Regions from separate parts of the Homo sapiens genome. Here region 2 is linked to region 1. Evidence: read pairs that join two places in POLR2A ChIA-PET (ENCODE). Cell type or tissue: OCI-LY7. All regions are shown on one strand. Links, peaks and the distances in the headings refer to the core of each region. The heading gives the core; the rest is flanking DNA. Region 1 overlaps LINC01524 (long intergenic non-protein coding RNA 1524). Region 2 overlaps TSHZ2 (teashirt zinc finger homeobox 2).

The links. Peaks named below come from ENCODE experiments on the same cell type or tissue, not always from the same donor. Only the 100,000 strongest peaks of a DNase experiment are listed, where the experiment ranks them.
Region 2: POLR2A ChIA-PET joins it to region 1 with 11 read pairs; 2 of 35 experiments call an interaction of 5 or more read pairs at or near these places.

The regions. Positions count from the first base shown.
Region 1 is chr20:52,622,773-52,627,174 of GRCh38, forward strand. All of the region lies in intron 2 of LINC01524 (long intergenic non-protein coding RNA 1524), which reads left to right. All of the region lies in intron 7 of LOC105372666 (a long non-coding RNA gene), which reads left to right. Among named protein-coding and RNA genes, the nearest start is that of LINC01524, 4.1 kb to the left of the region's middle. In OCI-LY7, for the core only: no CTCF peak of the experiment used is centred there; no DNase peak of the experiment used is centred there.
Region 2 is chr20:53,224,629-53,229,030 of GRCh38, forward strand. All of the region lies in intron 1 of TSHZ2 (teashirt zinc finger homeobox 2), which reads left to right. Among named protein-coding and RNA genes, the nearest start is that of TSHZ2, 250 kb to the left of the region's middle. In OCI-LY7, for the core only: a CTCF peak has its summit at 2,219; DNase peaks (open chromatin) are centred at 1,823, 2,353 and 3,553; H3K4me3 peaks cover 2,322 bases; H3K27ac peaks cover 1,777 bases.

The DNA.
Region 1 (4,402 bases), core at 287-4,286:
TTTCTTTATTAAAAAAAAATATATATAAATACCAGTGATTTATAGCAAGGGTAGCAATTTAGTGCATAAGAAATTTTTTTTGCTCTATTCCTCTCCATCTTCACCTTTCTTAAAGTAACTAATTTTAACAGCTTAGTGCATATCCTTCTAGTCATTTTTCTATGGTGTTATAACCAGACACAAATGCATGCATGTATATGCATGTATATATGTATGCCTATATACATAAACACACATACACACATCATTTTTTTTTAACATATTCTTGTACACTATTGCTTTTGTATATATTTCCAAAGGTAGGATTGCTGGGTCAAAGGGTATGTATACTTCTATTTAAATGAACACAGATGATTACTTTCCAGAAAGTTTACAGAACTTCATATTCTCACCAATGTATTTCTCCAAATCACTGCTATCCCAGAATTTTTTTGCACTTGGTACTGTGGTAGTTTCATGATTTTTATTCTTTTTTCTCTTTATAAGAGTTAGCATCTTCCCCATTCGAGTCCTTAGGACCATCACATCTGTTCTATGGCCCCATTGTGCATGCCTTTCCTGTCTTTCATGTGTTCTTTCGGAGGTTGCCCCTCGTAATAATGAGGATGAAGATGCAGCTGATGTTTATTGAGTGTTGACTACCTGTGCTGAGTCTGCTACGCACTTACAGTGCTGAATAGGTTTTTTTACTGAAAGTTTTTCCTTTGATATTCACGATAACCCTACGAGCTATCTAGTTTTATAAGTCGGCTTTTACAGATTAGGAAACTGAGGCTCAGAAAAAAGTTAGAGGATAGGTGTGGTGGCTCACACCTCTAATCCCAGCACTTTGGGGGGCTGAGGTGGGAAGATCACTTAAGCCCAGGAATTCGGGGCCACCCTGGGAAACCTAGTGAGACCCCTGTCTCTAATAATAATAATAATAATAATAATAATAATAATAACAACAATAAGATAAAATAAATTAGCTGAGTGCAATGGCGCACACCTGTAGTCTCAGCTACTTGTGAGGCTGAGGTGGGAGAATCACTGGAGCTTGGGAAGTTGAGCCTGCAATGAGCTGTGATCACACCACTGTACTCCATCTTGTCTCAAGAAAAAGGGTGGAGGGGAAGGTTAGAGTAATTTGCCTAAATGTGCAGAGGGAGTGAGAAGCAGAACAGGGATGAATCCGAGAGGTCTGTCAACTGCAGCATAGACGGCACACAAGCACTGTGCACATTGCCTGCTGGATACCCAAGATGGGATTCATTAAAGTGAGGCCAGGTCTCTATGACAAAAGTCCAAGAACCTCCTGAAATGTTGTGCAGGATGCTGGGAGAGGTTTGATTTATTTTCTTCATTTACTAAGCTAGCAATTTAATCTTACATTTCAGTTTGAAATATTTTAAACATGCGTTCCCAATATTTGTTTACTTATTTATAAATTATATACTTGCACTGAAGTATTGATATCTTATGTCCACTAGAAAGCATACATAAGCAGTTATAATTTTAAATGGTGACTCAGTTTGAGCCATTGTAACAAAAATACCATAGACTGGATGGTTTAAACGACAAACATTTATTTTTCATGGTTCTGGAGGCTGGCAGTCGGAAATCAGGGTGCCAGCATTGTTAGGTTCTGATGAGGGTCCTTTTCCAGGCTGCAGGTTACTGACTTTCTATTGTATCCTGACATGACAAAAGGGGCCTTTAGTGGGTAATTGGGTCATGAGAGTGGAATCCTCATGAATAGGATCTGTCCATCAAAGCAGTTACAAGCCTGCCTTGCCCTAAGGGCTGGGGAATTAGACTAAACTTTTTTTTTTTTGAGACAGAATTTTGCTCTTGTTGCCCAGGCTGGAGTGCAGTGGCATGATCTCGGCTCACTGCAACCTCCGCCTCCCAGGTTCAAGTGTTTCTCCTACCTCAGCCTCCCAAATAGCTGGGATTACAGATGCCTGCCACTACGCCTGGCTACTTTTTGTATTTTTAGTAGAGACAGAGTTTCATCATGTTGGTCAGGCTGGTCTTGAATTCCTGACCTCAGGTGATCTGCCCACCTCAGCCTCCCAAAGTGCTGGGATTGCAGGCGTGAGCCACCATGCCTGGCCAGACTACAATTCTTGATGAGGGAATAGGATTCATGAGGATTCCACTCTCATGACCCAATTACCCACTAAAGGCCCCACCTCCTAATATTAGTTTGGTGCAAAAGTAATTGTGGTTTTGCCATTAAAACGAATTGGCTGTAGCTGAGGCTGCAGTCATCTGAAGGATGTCCTAGTTGTGCCATTGGCATTACCATTAAAAGTAATGGCAAAAGCCGCAATTACTTTTGCACCAACCTATTATTACTTTGCAGATTAGAATTTCAATATGTGGATTTTGGGTGGACACAAACATTAGGTCTATTACAAATTGATAAGATAAAACTGAAATTACTTGTAATCTAATTATTCTATTTGTGAATAGTACCAAAATATCATTGCTCTCACTAAATAAAATTACTATTAGAAATGAACCTCATGCTTATTAGTTTTACATGTTTCATGACTTGCAATGGCTTCATAGTATTATTAAAAAATATCTTAAGCCATGGCTGGGCGCTGTGGCTCACACCTGTAATCCCAGCACTTTGGGAGGCTGAGGCAGGCGGATCACCTGAGGTCGGGAGTTTGAGAACAGCCTGGTCAACATGGTGAAACCCTGTCTCTACTGAAAATACAAAAAATTAGCCAGGGTTGGTAGTGGCTGCCTGTAATCCCAGCTGCTTGGAAGCTGAGGCATGAGAATTGCTTGAACCTGGGAGGAGGAGGTTGCAGTGAGCCAAGATCGAGCCATTGCACTCCAGCCTGGGAGACAGAGCAAAACTCCATCTCAAAAAAATAAAAAGTAGGCCAGGCGTGATGGCTCACACCTGTAATCCCAGCACTTTGGGAGGCTGAGGTGGGTGGATCACGAGGTCAAGAGATCAAGACCATCCTAGCAACGTGGTGAAACCCCGTCTGTACTAAAAATACAAAAATTATCTGGGCATGGTGGCATGCGCCTGTAATCCCAGCTACTCGGATGCTGAGGCAGGAGAATCACTTGAACCTGGGAGGTGGAGGTTACAGTGACCTGAGATCGCGCCACTGCACTCCAGCCTGACAACAGAGTGAGACTCTGTCTCAAAATAATAATAATAATAAAATAAAATAAATAAAAAATAAAAAATATTGAGCCATAACATGTATTTGGGAGGAGGTTTATTGTTTAATTATCTAGTAACATGTAACAAATGATCCCCAAATTTAGTGATTTAAACTCACAAGTTTGTTTTGCTCATGATTTCTGGGTCAGGAATTAGGAAAGGGCTCAGCTGACTGGTTCTCACCTGGAGGTCCTCGTGTAGTACAGTCTGATATTGGGTGAAGCTGAGGCTGTAGTCATTTGAAGGATGTCCAAGTTGTGCCATTGCCATGGCTGGCAGCTTTGGGACCTTAACTGGGGCTGTTGGTCAGAGCATTCATGTGACCCTTTCACCACGATGGTCTCAGTGTAGCTGGACTTCTTGAATAGCAGCTCTTGCTCCCTCCAGAATAAGCATCTCAGGAGAAACCAGAGAGGGAAGCTGTATGGCTTTTCCTGACAGCCTTGGAAGTCACGTAGCATTCCCTCTGTCATAATGTATCCATCAAAGCTGTCATAAGCCTGCCTTGGCTCAAGGGCTGGGAATTAGACTATACTTTTTTTTTTTTTTTTTTTTAAGACGGAGTCTCACTCTGTCGCCAGGCTGGAGTGCAGTGGTGCGATCTCGGCTCACTGCAACCTCTGACTCCCAGGTTCAAGAAATTCTCCTGCCTCAGCCTCTCAAGTACCTGGGACTACAGGCACCTGCCACCACGCCCAGCTAATTTTTGTATTTTTAATACAGACGGAGTTTCACCATGTTGGCCAGGATGGTCTCGATCTCCGGACCTCATGATCTGCCCACCTCAGCCTCCCAAAGTGCTGGGATTACAGGCATGAGCCACCGCACCAGGCCTAGACTATACTTCTTGATGAGGGAATAGCAAGATCACATTGTAAGCCAGCCTATGGAATGGGAGAGATGACTGAGGCTATCTCTGAAAAATGTAAACCTCATCATTACCGATTAAGTTATTTATTAATAGATATTTATGGAATGCCTGCTATGTGCCAAGCTAAGAATATGAGTAAAAAGCATGAAAAAACACAAGATCCCTGCTGTTCTGGAGCCTATATTCTAGTACAGAAAATATCAGATCATGGTTTTAAATGTAAATCTATATGTTACATAATCTGCTGGATAACTTCCTTTTTTGTTTGTTTGTTTTGACAACTCCGAGTTGCTCATCATCATTTTTTTTTTACATCACAATATAACTGATAAAAAGCTCCTGTTAATGGTGGA
Region 2 (4,402 bases), core at 313-4,312, 600 kb after region 1:
CACCTGAGGTCAGGAGTTCAAGACCAACCTGGACAACATGGTGAAACCCCGTCTCTACTAAAAATACAAAAATTAGCTGGGTGCGGTGGTGGACACCTGTAATCCCAGCTACTCAGGAGGCTGAGGCAGGAGAATTGCTTGAACTTGGGAGGTGGAGGTTGCAGTGAGAGGAGATCATGCCACAGCACTCCAGCCTGGGTGACAGAGCAAGACTCCATCTCAAAAAAAAAAAAAAAAAAAAAGAACTTAATAAATGGTTGTTATCATTGGGTTATGTGTACCCTGTCCCACAAGAACTGGAGATGATTAATTATTCCTGTAATTGCTTAAATCAGAGTCATCAAACTTTTTCTGTAAAAGGCCCAAGAGTAAATATTTTTGTCTTTGCAAGCAGTATGGTTTCTGTTGCAACTGCTCCACTCTGCCCTTGTAGCACAAAAGCAGCCCTAAGTAAATGAATCAGTATGGCGATGTTCCAATAAGATTTTATTAGTGAAAACAGGCAGTGGGTCAGATTTGGCCTGTGGGCCATAGGTGGCCAATCCCAGGCTTAAACCATCTCCTGTTATTGACTTCTTAAGGGAAAGAGACTATTGAAGGCAGACCCACTCTTCTTTCTCTTCCCACTCACCTCCTCCCATACTTACAGACCATTCCATTAGGAAGCCAACCAGAGGTTAAGTCAAAATATGCCTGCTAATTGTGTACTTCTATTGACGAGAGCCCATCATGGGTCCCCTGGGTCTTGTACATAGTAGGCTTTCAATAACTATTGAGTGATTGATTGATTGACCCATTAACGGAGAGAGCTGGATTCTGACGAAGGTTAACGGAGATTGGAAGGCCAGAGCTTCCCAGGTGACTTCGCCCTCAGTGCTGGAAGAAGGGAATGTTCGTATTGATGCAGGCTTCGCATTGATTTAACACTGCAGGGTCTGCAAAGCATTTTATTAGGTATCATGTCATTTAATCATTCAAATCTTCGCAACTCCGCTATGGCAACTATTGGTAGTTTTGTTTTACAGCCGAAGAAACTGGTACTCAGAAAAACCAAGCAGTTTTCCTAAAATCACACCGCTTGTTCATTGGCAGAACTGAGGCTTCAACCCAGTTATCTCAATTCCAAAAGCAAGTCTCTTTCCATGATGTCCGGAGCTCTGCTAAAGAAATTTCTGACAAATGAAAAGTGGCCTGGTTGCTCCTCCAATATTATTACAGCTCTAAATTGTAACAGGGAAAGAGGGAATCGGTTTAAATATACTCAACTTTAAGTTATTTGGAAAATAAGTGAAAAATTCTACTATGGATGTATTTATGTATAATTCCACATTTATCAAAGGTTTTTGTAATGCTATAAAGTTATATAATAAGGAATATATGTGACATAAAGAATAAATATACATGTATATGATAAAGTATGTATACATAGACATTATCATGAAAAGGATGAAAACCATAAGTTTAAAGAAGATGGCTCACAGACTAAATTTAACACACACACACACACACACACACACACACACACACACACATGCACACAAACACAATGCTAACTCAGCTACTAATAAACCCAGTGGCCATGGGAGCTTTGGGGACAGGCCTAGGATTTGGGTCTCAGCCTTGCCGTATTCTGTCAGTAACCTTGGGCAGTGTCCCTTCATCTGTAAAAAAGACACAACAAAAATATTTCCCCTGCACAGTTGTTATAAAGGTAAAATGAAATATTGTATGCAAAGCACCTCTTACCTGCTCTGTGCTCAGTAAATAGCAGCTGTTATTGTCATGAAGTGTGTGGGTCGGTGTGTGTATGTGTGTGTGTGTGTGTATGTGTAACTCTCTCTCTTAATTAGAATAGTCTGTGGCCAGTAACCGTGTCAAATCCTTATTCTCCAAAGGACTTAGCATTGTGAGTTTCACTTAGAAGCTCTTTAATAGATGTGTGTGAAACCAGGGAATGATTTGGAAGTTAGGATACCATATTAACAAGGGTATTATTATTATCCTAATAAAGCTCAGGTGTTCAAATGGTGTATTTAGAACAGGATTTCTAAGGCTCGGCCATATTACCATTTGGGATAATTATTTACCGGGTACCGTCCTGTGTTATCAGTGTTTAGTGGCCTCCTCAGCCTCTACCCACTAGATGCCAGTAGCACCCCCATTCCTACCTCATCCAGTTGGAGACAAAAATGACTCCAGATATTGTGCCCTGGGAGGCAAAATCCCCCCGTTGAGATCTAGATCCAGCGGTGTCTGAAAAGTCCTCCTTATGTGAAATTTCAATAAATAGTAGGGTTGTTGTTCGGGGAACTGAAACTCCAAGGGTTAGAAAAGTCAGGTGAGTTTTTGTGGTCACGGAAGTATCAGTTTAGAAAATGCAATTTGCTTTCATATGCAGAATTTTTTACTTCAACAAAGGACTTTAGGGAAGAAAATGCTGATCTCACACCGGCTTATTGAATAGCATTTTGCAAACTCCAGGCCTATTTCTGTAAACCTTCCAAAAGAGAAAGCCAGCCTCTCGGTGTCCTGAGCCTCACTAGATGATAATATATGTATGAGATCCGGAGAAACCCATGCATTCCTAGGAAATACTTCAAAGTTATTTTTTAACATCAAAACAAACAAGGGTCAGTGGGTCTCCCGTGCAGCCTCTGTCTATTTATAATTATATTTTGTATAAACATATTTGGTGACTGTGGAAAAGACTTCATGGGCACACAATGGCAAGCGTTCTTCAAAACTGTCTTTAATTATTCATTTGGCTGTGCTATATTTTATGTTTCTTTTCATAAATGTTAATCTTTATTATTGCCTTAGTAAGTGGGGAGGAAAACACACACACACACACACACACACACACACACACACAGAGTAATACCTGTTATTAAATGACCTATCAGAGTGACATGGATAAATGTTGGGAGTGATTTAATTGTTTCTTATCTGCAGTTTTATACAGTTTCTATCAAACTGAAGGGTAATTTTTTTTAGTAGCTGCTTATTTTAAATGTACAAAACCCTTGTGTGTAATTCCATTAGCTGCCCTACAGCATTGCAATCTACAGTTTCCCTGAGGCTGTTGTGAAATATTGATGAAATCCTTGCTTTCGTGGCTTGCTCTGATACACTAAACATTTGTCTGATGTTAGTTGAACTTGAATGGATCTGTTCAGAGCTATATCAGTACTGACTTCAAAGGGAGTGAGGCTGTTACAGTATTTTTTCCTCATTTTTCTTTCTTTCGTTCTTCCTTTTTTCTCTCCTTTTTCTTATTTTTAACGAACTGAAGTTTCAAAGTTTTACCACGGTATACTTTATAAAAACAAAGTTTATATCAAATGGGCCCAAGTACGTAGCAAACTGCTGATCTTTATAATTTCAAATGGTGTTTTTTTTTTTTTTTTTTTGATTCTGGTTTGTTGCTGGTATCATTTAAGATATTTTGATACAGAGGTGGATGCTGGCCCCCAAAACACACACACACACACACACACACACACACACACACACACTCACAGAGACAGAATGGGAGAAGGATGTGAAACAGAAACCCTGGTTTTGTGAAGTTAGCCTCAGGACTCTGTGCCTCTGGAAGTCGACCACATAGGACTCTCCCTTTCAACGTTGATGAAAAGGCACCATGAATGAGAAAACTCATCTCCAACTGACTTTTTCCAGCTAAAGTTGTTTGAATGGAACTTCACAACTTTCAGGACTAGAGCTCACAGTTATTCCTGTGTTTTCTGCTCAGGTTGTGAATTATAACTGCTGAGAGTTACTAATTTGTAAAAAGCGATATAACAGTCTTTTAGGAGCTTATAAGCAGTAAAATAGCTTCCAAAGCAGGGTTTCTCAACCTTGGCGCTATTGAGATTCGGGGTCCGGTAATTCTCTGTTTTGGGGCTGTCCTGGGCATTTTGGGAGGCTTAGCAGCACCCCTGGCCTCTGCCCATTGGATGCCAGTGGCACCACCTCCCGAGTTGAGACAACCAAAATTGTCCTCTGCCCATTGGATGCCAGTGGCACCACCTCCCGAGTTGAGACAACCAAAATTGTCCTCTGCCCATTGGATGCCAGTGGCACCACCTCCCGAGTTGAGACAACCAAAATTGTCCTCTGCCCATTGGATGCCAGTGGCACCACCTCCCGAGTTGAGACAACCAAAATTGTCTCCAGACTTTGTCACATGTCCAGTTGGGGGGAAAAATGCCCCCCAACTCCTCCTGGTTGAGAATCCGTGCCCGAAAGACACAGCTTCCCTCCACTGTAATAGAAGGGTCCCTTTATGTCTCAACAGGCGGGATGACCTTGCAAAATTCTCCAGATGAGTGTCTCACACGATCATTCTTCAGATCAGTTTTCTAGAATGATTTTGACCCATACTCGGGAGTCAACACAC